Regions from separate parts of the Homo sapiens genome. Here region 2 is linked to region 1. The links are chromatin contacts, found by Hi-C or POLR2A ChIA-PET in ENCODE. All regions are on one chromosome and are shown on one strand. The core of a region is the stretch at or near the end of the contact, and the rest is flanking DNA. Distances in the headings are between cores, read along the strand shown. Region 1 holds the start of ELP6 (elongator acetyltransferase complex subunit 6). Region 2 overlaps MAP4 (microtubule associated protein 4).

Region 1 (7,603 bases), core at 2,900-5,399:
CGCCTGTAGTCCCAGCTACTCGGGAGGCTGAGGCAGGAGAATCACTTGAACCCAGCAGGCGGAGGTTGCAGTGAGCCAAGATTGCACCACTGCACTCCAGCCTGGCGACAGAGTGAGACTCCGTCTAAAAAAAAAAAAAAAAAGGACAAAATATTTGAATAGACACACTTCACCAAAGGCATATGGATGGCAAATAAGCACATGAAAAAATGAAAAATGCTCAACATCATTCATTACTACAGAAATGCAAACTAAAAGTGCAATGTGGTCAGGCACGGTGGCTCACGCCTGTAATCCCCGCACTTTGGGAGGCCGAGGTGAGTGGATCACTTGAGATCAGGCATTCGAGACCAGCCTGGCCAACATGGTGAAATCCTCTCTCTACTAAAAATACAAAAATTGGCCAGGCACAACGGCTCATGCCTGTAATCCCAGCACTTTGGGAGACCGAGGCAGGCGGATTGCCTGAGCTCAGGAGTTCAAGACCAGCCTGGGCAACCCGGTGAAACCCCATCTCTACTAAAATACAAAAAATTAGCCGGGCATAGGATGTGCCTGTAGTCCCAGCTACTCGGGAGGCTGAGGCATGAGAATTGGTTGAACCCAGGAGGCAGTGGAGGTTGCAGTGAGCCGAGATCGTGCCACTGCACTCCAGTCTGGGCCACAGAGTGAGACTCTGTCTCCAAAAAACAAAAACAAAAAACAAAAAAATAAAAACACAGAAATTAGTTGGATGTGTGGTGGACGTCTGTAATCCCAGCTACTCAGGAGGCTGGGGTAGGAGAATTGCTGGAACCTGGGAGGTGGAGGTTGCAGTGAGCTGAGATCACAGACTATACTCCAGCCTGGGCGATAGGGCAAGACTCTGTCTTAAAAAAAAAAAGAAGAAAGAAAAAGAAAAGAAAAGAAAAAGCAGTGTAATATCAGGGTGGCTAAAATTAAAAAGATTGACCATACCACCTATTGCCAAGGAACTGGAGCCCTTATACATTGCTGGTGGGAATGTAAAATGGTACAACCACTTTGGAAAATAATCACCCAGGCTGGAGTGCAATGGCGAGATCTCGGCTCACTGCAACCTCTGCCTCCCGGGTTCAAATGATTCTCCTGCCTCAGCCTCCCGAGTAGCTGGGATTACAGACATGTGCCACTAAGCCCAGCTAATTCTTGTATTTTTAGTAGAGCCAGGGTTTCACCATGTTGGCCAGGCTGGTCTCAAACTCCTGACCTCAAGTGATCTGCCCACCTCAGCTTCCCAAAGTGCCAGGATTACAGGCATGAGCCACCGTGCCCGGCCCAATGCCTGGCAGTCTTTTAGGCACTGAGGAAATAACAGCAAAGAAGACAGGCAAAAATCCCTGTCCTCTTGCCTTCTGGTACTAAAGTTCAAATAAGGAAAGTAAGAAACGTAAAATTAGTTCAGACTGTGAAAACCTGTCCTGCTATTTTCTCATCACAGATAATAGATGTGCAGGCTGGAGTGCAATGGCGCGATCTCAGCTCACTGCAACCTCCATCTCCCAGGTTCAAGGTCTCCCACGTAGCTGGGATTAAACATGCTGCAGCTGTAGTCTCATAAATAACCCCTTTCTTTGAGAGACTACCGCTTTTTTTCTTTTTCTTTTCTTCCTTTTCTTTTCTTTTTTTTTTTTAAGACAGAGTCTTGCTCTGTCGCACAGTCTGGAGTGTAGTGGTGTGATCTCGGCTCATTGCAGCCTCCACCTCCTGGCTTCAAGTAATTATCTTGCCTCAGCCTCCCATGTAACATGAGCCACCTCACTCGGTGGCGACTACTGCTTTCTTAGCAAGAAACTTTGTTCTCTAAAATTAAAACTTTGCTGCTTGACATCATGTCTATTCCCTCCAGGCAATGACCACCAGGAATATACTTATTACTGAAAACACTAAGTTTATTACTCATTGCTATGAGGGAGAATGTACACCATGGGGGAACCATGGGGTGTCTCATTAAGAGAGTGTTAGAAAATAATTATAGGATTTGGGCTTGTTAAGTGATTTAGGGGAGGGTTTAAGGAAGTACAGCTTTGCTTGGAGATGGAGGCTGTCAGAAGATTGGGGTAATTCTATGATTAGGTACCCTGATATATCTTATTTACAGGGAGGCATCTTTGCAAAGCCAGTATGTGATAAACAACTGGTATCAGGCCAAAAAAAAAAAAAAAAGAACTTGTATCAGGCTAAAGAGATTGGTAAAGAAGTGGTACTCTTATTTGCTGGGAAATGAGATGTTTGGTTGTGGCTTGGACAATGTACATGTTTTGTGTTCAACATGATTATGGAGTGTTCTAGTTTTGTCTTGATCCGTCACAATCAGTCTGATGTTGGTGTTTTATGAAATTGTTTATGCTCAACAGGAACACCAAGACCTAGCTGTGAGTGTCAGGCCAATTTTTTTTTCTCTTTCTCACATTTCAATAAGCATGAAACATCTCATTCTTGGCTGAAGGATCTACATCCCTTTGACACAGAGAAGCAGCCTTGATTTCCATCCCAGGTGCAGAGCTTCAGCTAACGATTACATTCCACATCGATCTTAACCTTGTAGTTTCCACAGAAATGACCCTGGGTCCCCTTTGCAGTCCACGCCAGATTAGGACTCCACACACAGCTGTGCTGTGCTTTGAGCATATCAAACACCGGTTCACTTAAATTTCACCTGAATTCGACTCTTTCCCAAATCATATAACAATTATTTTAGTGACTGTCAATAAACTTGACTTTGGTGGAATTACAGGTTTGTCCACTGATCTGAGGCTGATTGGGCTAGAACAAAACTATATACGGTATAATAGATATAAATGTTATGGAAAAAAATAAAAGCAAGGAAAAAGAAGTGTTGGGAAAGGGACAGTTTGTGATTTAAGTAAGGTGCTCAGGGAAGGCCTCACGAATAAAGTGACATCGGAGCAGAGACCTGAAGGAAGTGGGGAATTTTAAAATCAGCTTAATATCTGGGAAAAGGGGCATTCCAGGAAGAGGGAAGAGTTAGTATAAAGGCTCTGAGGACAGGCATACAGGGCGTGTTGCAACCACACTGTTTTTTAACGAAGTCTCACACTGCTGCCCAGGCTAGAGAGCAATGGCGTGATCTCGGCTTACTGCAACCTCTGCCTCCCAGGTTCAAGCGATTCTACTGGCTCAGCCTCCCGAGTGGCTGGGATGACAGGCGCCCCCCACCACGCCAGGCTAATTTTTTGTATTTTTAATAGAGAAGGGGGTTTCACTATATTGGCCAGGCTAGTCTCGAACTCCTGACCTCGTGATCCCTCCGTCTAGGCCTCCCAAAGTGCTGGCATTACAGGTGTGAGCCACCGCGCCCAGCCGCAACCACACTTTCTTAGTGAGACCCACCCTGACAACCTCTTTAATTCTGGAACCTACCCCTGCCCCCATTGGTACTCTCTAATCCCACTTTGCTTTTCTCCACACAACTTTTCAAGATATAATTCCGTGTCGGCCGGGCGTGGTGGCTCATGCCTGTAATCCCAGCACTTTGGGAGGCCGAGGCCGGCGGATCACGAGGTCGGGAGATCAAGACCATCCTGGCTAACACGGTGAAACCCCGTCTCTACTAAAAATACAAAAAATTAGCCGGGCGTGGTGGCGGGCGCCTGTAGTCCCAGCTACACTCGGGAGGCTGAGGCAGGAGAATGGCGTGAACCCAGGAGGCGGAGACTGTAGTGAGCCGAGATCGCGCCACTGCACTCCAGCCTGGGCGACAGGGCAAGACTCCGTCTCAATTAAATAATAATAATAATAATAATAATAATAATAATAATAATAAATTCCCTGTCCTTTGTTTTTGTTCATCGATGTAGCCCAAGCTCCCAGGAGTGTGGGGCATACAGAAGGCGCTTGACAGCCACGTGTGGAGAAAAGGAGCCCGGGGCTGGGCAGAGAGCGAGGCCAAGGGAAGAAGAATACTCGGTCGCGTGGAGCCTTGGGGGCCCACTGGGAGGGCTCGGGCGCCACGCAGATCTGCGCGGAATGAGCCGCCAGAGGCCGCTGGCAGTCGCACAGAGAAGCCCATCGTTTCCTACCACCTGGGACTCGACGGACGTCTACGCGCGTGCGCAGCGGTCCCATCGAGGCACCCGCCTCATTGGCTGTGGCTGGCTCGCAAAAGTGGCATTGCGCATGCGCGCTTCCTTGCGCGAGCCGGGCTGTCGGGTGTGTTTTGCTCTCCAGCCTCCGTCGTCTCTGCAGCACTCCGGGTTCTCCTCCAGAGCGCTAGTCCCAGGAGCTCGGAATGTTCGTGGAACTTAATAACCTGCTTAACACCACCCCCGACAGGGCGGAGCAGGTAAGAGGTCCCGCTGGCCGGAAGGGGGCGGGACCTGGCAGGGCAGCGGAATACTGCATCCGGGAGGCGGTGCGCACGACCCCGGGGAATGGCGCGACGACCCGGCACGGGGTACCTGGGAGTTGTAGTCCGCAGAGGATCGACCCGGGGATTGGACTGGAGGCTTGGGCCCGCCGAAAGTGGGCTTCTGGGCCATCTCGCATATTCTCAACGGCTGTGCGTGTCCTTAAAAGTCCCTGGGAAGCGGCCGGGCGCGGTGGCTCACCCCTGTAATCCCAGCAGTTTGGGAGGCCGAGGCGGGTGCATCATCTAAGGTCAAGAGTTCGAGACAAGTCTGGCCAAGATGGTGAAACCCCCGTCTCTACGAAAAATACAAAAATTAGCCGGGCGTGGTGGCTCATGCCTGTAATCTCAGCTACTCGGGAGGCTGAGACAGGAGAATTGCTTGAACCCGGGAGGCGGAGGTTGCAGTGACCCGAGATCTCGCCACCGCACTCCAGCCTGGGCGACAGAGCGGGACTCCACCTCAAAAAAAAAAAAAAAAAGTACCTGGGAAGCATGGCCGACAGTGGGGTTGGGTTATATTCGCGGACGTGAACTGTGGCGCGCTGTGCATGTTCACTGGGGTGGGGGGTCCCAGGCGCTCAGAGGAGACTGCAGAATAGGCCCGAGAGGAGAGGGGAGTTCGTTTCGCCGCCGTCTTCATGGGCGAGCTTCCTAACCGCCACCTCGCCCCGGAGCAATTGGCACATTGTATTGAACGCTGCTGTTCTTCTTACTCTTCCTCCTTGTGATCTCTAATAGAACTGTTAGAAGCAGGACAGAGCCAAATTGGCTTGGACCAAGTCCGTCTTGGGCACCCCAGGCTGGCCTGTTCTCTCCACCCTCCTCACACTCCGGGGTACCTTGAAACCTTTCACATTTTAACGTAGGAGTAACCTCTTTCAGGAGTGTATCTTTTGGCTTATTTATTTATTTATTTATTTTTGATGGAGTCTCGCTCCCTCGCCTGGGCTGGAGTGCACTGGCGCGATCTCGGCTCCCTGCAACCTCACCTCCCGGGTTCAAGTGATTCTCCTTATTCAGCCTCCCAAGTAGCTGGGATTGCAGGCGTGCGCTACCACACCGGGCTAATTACTTGGCTGATTTTTTTTTGTATTTTTTGTTAGAGACGGGGTTTCACCATGTTGGCCAGGCTGGTCTGGAACTCCTGACCTCAGGTGATCCGCCCGCCTCTGCCTCCCAAAGTGCTGGGATTACAGGCGTGAGCCACCACGCCCAGCCTGGTTTATTCATAATCTTTGTCTTCCTAATGAAATGGTAAACTCCTCCAGGCAACCAGGATACTAAGTGTCTAAAGCCTTTTTATGACCCCATAGCGCCAAATTGTAGCTTTCAGTAGATCCTTGTGGATTTTAGTTGCCAGGCAGTTCTTGTCCAGATGACTCTGATTACCTTGCCAGTTACCACTGGCACTTCCAAAGTCAGCCTAGGGCCAGGTGAAAGAATGGAGTAATCAAGTGGGCACCAGGAAATGACAGCACTAGGGGTAACACTGAAGGTCTGACGATGTGATCTTTCACATTTTGTAAGTGAAAAAACCTGAAGCCCAGAGAAGTTAAGGCATTTGTGGAAGGTCACACGGCAAGGAGGTGGCATGCATGATATCACTTGATCCTGACCTTCCCTGTCACTGACAGAAATAGAGGTGAATGGAGCAGGACAGTCAGGCTCTGCAGAGACCACCCTTAGAGGTCTTTCTAGAGCTCTCCATGATCAGGCCTCTGAAGCAGGGCCATTGGGTGAACTTTGTTATCAGACATCTGTATCAGCAACTGCTTCTTCCTCCCTTCTCCCTCACCCTACAGAATAGAATTGGCATCAGAATATAAAGTAGTTGGCAGGGAGGCCTTTTGAAGGCCTCTTCCAGTCCTAGCAATCTGATTTTCACTGGAGTCTGATGGTAAAAGCATCCTTTGTTCAGGATCCAATTCTTCCTAAGACTGGTTCCTGAGTGACTAACATGAGAAGTGAGGAAGAGAAATAAGTTTATTCTCTGTTTGCTTTGAGGAGGTGGAGGCTGAGATATGCTTGCCTATCATGAGTAACAATAAGTGATAACTTTAGTCATGGATTTTCCATAATTTTGACTTATTTTCATCATTTCAGGGTACCTTAGCATGTATGTCATTAAAAAAATAAACTCTTCAGGTGGAGAAATTAAGGTGTGGACACAATTGACTAGATTTCTGCACTAAGCTGACCTCTTTCCAGGGAGTCTAACCTTTTTGTGTTCCTTGTAACTTTTAGGGGAAACTGACTCTACTCTGTGATGCCAAGACAGATGGGAGTTTCCTTGTACACCACTTTCTCTCCTTCTATCTCAAAGGTATGGGACTCATTGATGCTGTAGAAAAGAAACCCAAGATGGGTGCAGAAATAATAAAAACCAAAACTATTTAAGGAAGCAATAACAGCATTTACAAGCCAAGCCTTGGTGTTGGGATACCTAGGGGGGCTATTTTATTAGGATAACAGGTTACTAGGCCATCTCGTTCCTTCCCCAGCCCTGCCAAAGAGTGGCATGTGCTCACTGTTTCTGTGTCCTACCTTCCCCTTCTCCACCCACTGTGTGGACATTGCCTCACTGAGGTCCTATGTGGCCTCCTGATTTTGTTGCTCCTTGGTCTTTGTGTATCTCGAGGTCTCTGGGCACTCGACCCCATTGACACTTTGTCCTGGCAGTAGATGCTTCCTAAAGAACATGGCTGCTGCATGGCTGGGCGTAATGGCTCATTATCTATAATCCCAGCATTCGGGAGGCCCAGGTGGGAGGATGAGCTGCGGCCAGGGATTCGAGACCAGCCTGGGCAATATAGGGAGACCCTGTTTCTACAAAAAATGCAAAAATTAGCTGGGCATGCCTATAGTTCCAGCTACTCGGGAGGCTGAGGTGGTCAGATCACTTGAGGCCAGAGAGGTTTAGGCTGCAGTGAGCCATGATTGTGCCACTCTAGCCTGGACAACAGAGCGAGACCATCTCAAATGATAATAATAAGTACCTAGTACTACATCTAACAGAAGTATATCTTAGAACCAGTAAAATAAGATATAACTGTTAAATAAGAAAAAAAGTACATCTTAGAATCAAATTGCGTATGTCAGGTTGCAAAGCCTCTGGGTCTCTAGATTTGCCTCAGTGCTTTTTTTTCCAGAGGTATGAAATCAGTGAGTCTGGTTGTAACCAGAGGATTTATTTAAAATAATTGTTTTGTTTTC
Region 2 (7,603 bases), core at 2,065-4,564, 460 kb before region 1:
GTCTCTACTAAAAATACAAAAAAAAATTAGCTGGACGTGGTGGCACGTGCCTGTAGTCCCAGCTACTTGGGGAGGCTGAGCCTGGAGAATCTCTTGAACCCAGGAGGTGGAGGTTGCAGAGCGTCAAGATTGCGCCACTGCACTCCAGCCTGGGCGACAGAGAGAGACTCCCTGTCAAGAAGACTTACTGTACAAATACAGTAATCAAGACAGGATGGTATTGGCAAAATGGATAGCCTTACAAATTGATGGAACATAACAGCCCAGAAATAAACCCAATGTAATATGGTCAGTTGATTTTTTTACAAAGGTGCAAAGGCAATTCAATAGAATGCAGATGACTTTTTCCACAAATGACTCTGTAATAATTACCTAATTACCTAATTATTAGGTGATTAGGTAACTACCTAATCACCTAATTATTAGGTACAGGAATAGAAACTTAGGAATGTACAGGAATAGAAACTTAGACCCACATCATTACACCATATACAAAATTTAACTCAAAATGTACCGTAGGCCTCAATATGAAATGTAAATATGAAAACTATAAGACTTCTAGAAGAAAACATGGGGAAAAAAATCCTGTGACCTACTTCATAAAAATTAAAAACTATTTGAAAGGCACAGTTAAGTAAATGAAAATACAGTATAAGTTAGAAACAGGGAAGAAATTTTTACAAAATTTATCTGATAAAGGAGTGATATTTGGAATACATAAAGAATTTTCAAAACTCAATAATAAGAAAATAAACAGTTCAGTTTTAAAATAGTCAAAAAATTTGACCATTCAAGTCACCAAAGAAGACAAAGGGATGGCAGAGAAACACATGAAAAGATGCTCAACATCCTTAGTCATTAGGGAATAAGATACAACTAATTTCCTTAAAAAAAAAAAAAAGAGGGAAAAAAAAAAAGGAGTCCTCTGCTTCCAGAAATACAGCTGGTTACCTCCATGCAATCTTCATCCAGAAGCAATGATGGTACCCTGGATTTCCTGTGTGGGAATTAATAAGTAATTAATAAATGGCCTCCGCTGGGCATGGTGGCTCACATCTGTAATCTCAGCACTTTGGGAGGCCAAGGCGGTGAATCACCTGAGGTCAGGAGTTTGAGCCCGCCTGGCCAACATGGTGAAATCCCATTTCTACTAAAAATACAAAAATTAGCTGGTCATGGGGGCGGGTGCCTGCAATCCCAACTACTCGGGAGGCTGAGGCAGGAGAATCACTCGAACCCAGAAGGCGGAGGTTGCAGTGAGCCGAGGTTGCACCATGGCACTCCAGTCTGGGTGACAAGAGCAAAACCCCATCTCAAAAATAATAATAATAATAAAACAAATGCCCTCGTGTTCTTGGAGCGTTTGATTTGGATTTGAATTGCTGATACCAAACCTGTGTTGCTCCATGATGGTTTTACTGAATTTAATGGTAATCTTTGATAATTTACAGAATGAAAAAGATTTAGACTTGCTATTATGAGGGGCTCTCCTATGGAACTGGTACTTTACAGAGCTTGGGTGCCCTAGGAATTAATGATTCTGTTCAGTTCTGTTTCTGGGTTTCCTTTTGTTAAATGTTTAAATTTTGAACAGTTTTTAATTGCTTTAACCTAATGCTACAAAGAGTGAGAAAAACTCCATTAATAAGACAGTGGTTGGATCTGTTTTTCATTTTTCTGTCTGTCACAATGGGTAATTATTTGTCATTGTTGCAGATACTCCATCTTCTAAACCAACACTCCTAGCCAATGGTGGTCATGGAGTAGAAGGGAGCGATACTACAGGTAAGTGATTCCCAGGATTCCCCAAATGTGTAGGTGATGCACTTACAATGAACACCTTGATAATCTCCTTTGAAGAGCATTATTAATGGAAGCATATGAATTATTTCTGAGGGTGGTAGTGTTCTTGTTGGAGGTATTTAAACCCAGGACATTGCCATGTAAAATCTCCAACAATGGAAGGAGAATAATGAGTTTGCTTTGATATTTTTTGAATATTTATTGGAGCTGTACCACACAAGAACTGGATCAACCTTAAAATACTTTTGTAGATGCAGAATAATGATCACCAAAATATGTTACATGGGAGGAATTTGGCCACTACAACTCTTAAAACAGCAGGTCTGTTCCCTGAATCACATTGCGTTTAGCTTTCTACAGTTCAATGTTAGGAAGCCAGTGAACAACAAATTAGGAGTTATTTATTTTGCCCCCAGTGTGTTTCCTTTATCTTTCCCTTAACTGTTGCTTTTGAAATTTACTTCTAATTAAACTCTTAGCTCTTTACTAGGGTTTTGATATTCTTTCAGTTAGCATTGAGTTTCTGTGGGTTCCTGTCTCATAACCAGCACCAACCCCCTGCCCCAATGTCTTTGTAGTGAGCAAAATTCTCAAAGCAGTAGCAGGAGTCCCAGGGATATACTATATAAATATTTTCTTAAGTAGCTGATGTGAGAGTTGCGTGTTTTATTTTCATAAATACCTGCATTTACTTTGCAGTTGTGATCAGGCCAACACTGCTAACCCAAATGAGTTGACTTCTAATGATCAATCCCATTGTTTCCTGCAAGTGTGCTCTTAACTGGGCCATACATTTGATTCATATTATTGCAGTGGAGGTAGTTACTAGATTTGTCATATTTCTGTATTTCTCTTATATGCATACCTCAGCTATGAGAAGCCCTTCTGTGAGGCACCACAGTATTTCTCTTTTTCTAAGGCTTCCAGAAAGCCTTCTGTTAGCAATAGCAGCTATTCTAGGATTTATTCTTTATTCTATGACCATAGGAAAGTTGTATATATCTTTATACATCAGATTTTTTGATGACCAAGTTCTTTTTGTTGTGAATGTTTACCAAGTGACATATACATCCTTATTAGCAACTTAATAAATTAGGAACTCTTTACTTTAGAAGCTAGAAACAACCAGAAATGCCACTTTATCTTCCAGTTTTGTGAATTGATGTTTTTGTATTTCTTTGATAATCTCAGTCAAATGTAGTATTGACTTTCTGTGTCTGCTTTGAAAGCAGTCATCTATGTGATGTGGTTTTTAAGAAAACATTTATGCAAATATCCCTGTGATTAAAGGAGAAGTTTGAACATGAACTTTTAAAAAATGAGTAAATTCAGCTTTCTTTAAGCAGGAACCAGTTAACCAGGGTAAGGAAAGGCTGGAGGGGATTGACTTGATTAGGCAGTTGAAAGAGTGGATGCCATTTTCATCCAGGAAGGAAACAACTACAAAAACGAGTAGATTTCTTCTCCAGTAGGAAGTCATGCCTGACCAGAAGAGACTCAAACTCTGTGTAGCAGGTGCTTACCGCTGCCAGGCCTTAGTAGTACAGAATAGAAGGGTAAAAACTGTATCCTGGCCCTCACTGTTTCAGGATTCCCTTGTGACAAAAAAGAACCTGGCTCTTTATGAACTACCCAGTGGCATTATGAGAGTAGGTCGTTCTGTTCTTGGATACCTCTCTGCCCTTAGGTAGCATATAGTTTGCACACCTGGATTGAGTTTTGAATTGAACCACTTAACTGTATTAAAATAGATACTAGGCCGGGCGCGGTGGCTCACGCCTGTAATCCCAGCACTTTGGGAGACCGAGGCGGGCGGATCACCTGAGGTTGGGAGTTTGAGACCAGCCTAGCCAATATGGTGAAACCCCATCTCTGCTAAAAATACAAAAATTAGCTGGACGTGGTGGCACGTGCCTGTAGTCCCAGCTACTTGGGAGGCTGAGGCAGAAGAATCGCTTGAACCCAGGAGGCGGAGGTTTCAGTGAGCCGAGATCGCACCACTGCACTCCAGCCTGGTCAACAGAGCAAGACTCCGTCTCAAAAAAAAAAAAAAAGATACTTTACTGAAAATATGCATGTTTTATTTGGGGAGGGAAGGTGGAGGGAGGGGATGGCAGTGCATGTTTTTGGAGCATGTGGTGACTTCATTCTAATTTGGCCATCACTACCTGGAGCATCTAACTCAATGCCATTTTGAAAATTCCCATTTCTGTTTCCTTCAGAATGTTATCTATAGTCCCGAGAGCAAACCAGCTTCATTAATAGCTTTGGTTTATGAGCATCTTGTGATATTGAACTTGCTGTTTACTAATGACCTGTGCTTTTCCACCCTTTTCTTCCCCTTCCTACTTCTTCCTCCCTCTCTATTTTTCTCCTCCTAGAAGCCTAGCGTGTCTCTCAACACTGGGGCTGCTGCAACACCAGACCAGTGATCTTTCCTAAGCATCGTTATACTTCTAAAACCTTCAGCATTTTGCAGAGCTTTGCTTTTCATTCCTGGACATGATGTAGAAGAAACTGAGGGTAGTTCTTCGGGGCCTATTTCTGCTGATGCCTGAGCAAACAACCTGCTTCCTCTTGTGCTCTGCAGGGTTTGATGGAGCCTCATTTCCCTTTGTGAACACAAAGTGCAAAATGAATTCTTTTTAATTTTAGTAATTTTTACAAAGGTTATCTAATGTCTTTTATTTCTTGTTTTCTTTATGATTTTATCATTTGATTCATTCTCACATTTTTTTCCTTTAAATATTTTTAGTTGACCTTTTTCCTTTGGTTTTCAAATGTTCAACATGAATCAGAATAGTGTAACACCAAATGAGAACATGTGTTTTCATAAAGGGGTTGAGGCCACCAGTACTGCAGCGAATTTCCTTTTCTTCTCCCTCCTCCTTCCTTCTCTGAGCTTGCTTTTAGGGAAGGTTAATCTTACAGGCTACCTATGTTTCTCTCCACCTTACTAAAATCTAAATAATGATAGATATTTTAAGTTTTTAAATTGAGTAGTTCTGAGTAATCCTAGAATATTTTTCCAAATTAAATAATCCTTTATTATTTGCAAGTTGGGCCAAATTTTTTTTTTTTTGGAGACGGACTCTTAACAATCTAAGATTGTTTCAACAGGACTTTCTTATTCCCATTCCTAATTTTTTCAAACTAATTGCTTAAATCTAGAACCAGTTGAGATTAGTACTGTACAATGGTATGCTTTGATTGTATTTATAGAAATATAACATAAAACATGGACCATGTTTTGAAATCTTAGAGGAATTCTGGTTTAAAATCTGAAATACTTTAAAGTTTTCTATCCTTTTACTGATTATGCAGCTTCTTATAACCCCCAAGGTACAGATTATTTCAGCTTAAAAGAAATAATTGGCACCATGTTCTGAGAAAGATTTTGAGATATACATTGTTTTTTGTTTTTGAGACAGGGTCTCACTCTTGCCTAGGCTGGAGTGCGGTGGCGCGATCTTGGCTTACTGCACCCTCTGCCTCCCAGGTTCAAGTGGTTCTCCTGCCTCAGCCTCCCAAGTAGCTGGGATTATAGGTGTGCGCCACCACACCAGCTAATTTTTGTATTTTTAGTAGAGACGGGGTTTTACTTTGTTGGCCAGGCTGGTCTCGAACTCCTGATCTCAAGTGATCCACCCGCCTTGGCCACCCAAAGTGCTGGGATTACAGGTGTGAGACACTGTGCCTGGCCAGATATACATTGTTTTAGATCCCCTGATACAGAACTACTTTTGAGATGGTAAGATTAGAATATCATGAAAGTTTAAACTGAATCCTTGCAGCGACTTCCGGAATTTAGGAAGCATTCCCTCTTCTACAGGGGTCTGGTCACAAGGGCTGGATTCTCTGACAAAAATTTCTTCTATGGATTCTGGACAGAAGACACTTGAGGGTGATATGTTTTAAAGGAAAGAGGTTATGCTTATCTTCTTAGCAGTTGATAAAATATTAAAACTCTCTTGCCATAGAGAATACACCATCAAAGAAAACACAACCCTTTCCCTTTGGTGTACAGTTATTTATTAAGTTGATTTTGGGGTTTCTTTCGCCAGGGATCTTTTCAAAACTGGTAGTAGTTATTTTTAAAAATCATGTTTGACATCTTTCTATTGCTCGTAACCAGTCCCTGTAGCTGTCTAAGTTATGGGTGGAGAAGCCTGGGTATGACTTTCCGTTGTGTACACTCACACTTCATGATTGACATTTATTTATTCTTTTATTTCCATTTGGTTATGCTTATTTTTGTTTGAAATTTGTTTTTTTCAAATATGTTTCCTTTTTGAACTTACAGAATTGTTGAAATTTTCTACTAACAGCCAGCTAAAATTTGGTATATGTTAGCTCTATCTGTTTCACTTGGACGTTTCATTTTGAAAGAAAGAAATTTTATGTTTCACATATAGTTTTATACAAAGTAGCCAGTCCCATAATGAAATGCTGTATTGCCATAGTGGTCACACCCAAGTGGTCCAGTATCTCAATGGTGAGGCAGCCAGACTGGTCAGGGCTGCTTTGTTGAAATGTGATGATTTTCATATGCCTTCTTTCTCTTTCTCTCTCTCTTTTTTTTTCCTTTTTTGGCCCAATGTTGAAGATGTAGAACTTTGTTTTTAAATAATGTTTTTATAATTTCATTCGTATACCTAAGTTTGTATTTTTTGTGACTTTGGACTTCAACAGTTTGTATATTGGGACTTCTAATGTGATTACTGTACTAAATAAATTCCACTAATAAACATCTTACATTAACACCTTATGGACTGGATTTGGTTGGGGTCATAATTGTTGAAATATAATGTTACTAAAACACAAGTTGGGTAAAGACTTGAGGCCCAAGTTCTAGGTCTAATATAGCTTCTAATCCCACCCGGATTAATTGTATGGACTTTTAAGTTTTTGTCAAGCATTTTCACTTATGAATTTTTTTTTCTTTTTTCTTTTTTTTTTTTGAGACGGAGTCTCGCTCTGTCGCCCAGGCTGGAGTGCAGTGGCATGATCTCGGCTCATTGCAAGCTCCGCTTCCCGGGTTCACGCCATTCTCCTGCCTCAGCCTCCTGAGTAGCTGGGACTACAGGCGCCCGCCACCACGCCCAGCTAATTTTTTGTATTTTTAGTAGAGGCGGGGTTTCACCATGTTAGCCAGGATGGTCTCGATCTCCTGACCTCATGATCCGGCCACCTTAGCCTCCCAAAGTGCTGGGATTACAGGCGTGAGCCACCGCGCCCAGCCCACTTATGATTTTTGATAGTTATTGTAAACTCTCTTTTATCCAGAATTATAAAAGTTAAGAAGTTCAAATGACTACTGATATTTAATGTCATTTGGTGAGAAAGTCACTTGACAGAAAGGTGTGAAGAAGTTATTCCAAAAGGAGGTTTCCATGGTATATCAATTGTTGTTAGATGCTTTCTAATACTACATTTATTAATTTCTAACACTACATTTAGTTTAGTGCAGTTAAAATTCACATTCAAAGTCTTCCTAAAGTGCCTCCTGAATTATCAGATAAAATTTACTACATTCAGTAACATTTAATTTGATAACTTTGTTATTTGATAACCCAGTATGCAGTATCTGGGAAGAATTCAACAAAATGCGCAGTTCCCTAGCCATTCTGGGTTAGTGTTTGTTTACAGTAGGGTTGCAAGTACAATATGTTGACTGAATTAAGACATTAAAAATATTTTATATCTAAGTAATTTGCATAGCATAAGGAACTTTTTAAGCTTGGCAGACATTTTAGTTAAGAACACTTAATTTAATGTTTTTAGATTTCCTTTTTATTAA

The links. Hi-C counts contacts between places; a loop is a spot of excess contacts on that map. ChIA-PET counts read pairs that join two places held with the same protein, here RNA polymerase II (POLR2A). Pooled maps may share reads with other maps.
Region 2: a loop to region 1 is called in a pooled map, with 2.1 times the contacts of the local background. The contact joins the enhancer-like site here to the promoter of ELP6 in region 1. A Hi-C loop is called at or near these places in 2 of 168 maps with a recorded cell type or tissue (CD14-positive monocyte and GM12878), 5 of 37 single-sample maps with no recorded cell type and 5 of 50 pooled maps. POLR2A ChIA-PET finds 5 or more read pairs at or near these places in 2 of 52 experiments (B cell and OCI-LY7).

Annotation. Positions count from the first base shown.
Region 1 is chr3:47,510,258-47,517,860 of GRCh38, reverse strand. It overlaps ELP6 (elongator acetyltransferase complex subunit 6), which reads left to right and starts at 4,149. Exons shown (of 7, transcript NM_001031703.3): 1 at 4,149-4,324; 2 at 6,635-6,713. The coding sequence starts at 4,271. RefSeq lists enhancers at 4,185-4,294, 4,625-4,734.
Region 2 is chr3:47,972,047-47,979,649 of GRCh38, reverse strand. MAP4 (microtubule associated protein 4) reads left to right here. Exons shown (of 21, transcript NM_001385682.1): 3 at 1,717-1,785. Among named protein-coding and RNA genes, the nearest start is that of MAP4, 41 kb to the left of the region's middle. Within about 2 kb of position 3,314, at least 3 of the 41 ENCODE cell types and tissues checked have a DNase peak (open chromatin) inside an H3K27ac peak, as active enhancers do; they include B cell, GM12878 and OCI-LY7, where a contact is called at or near this core.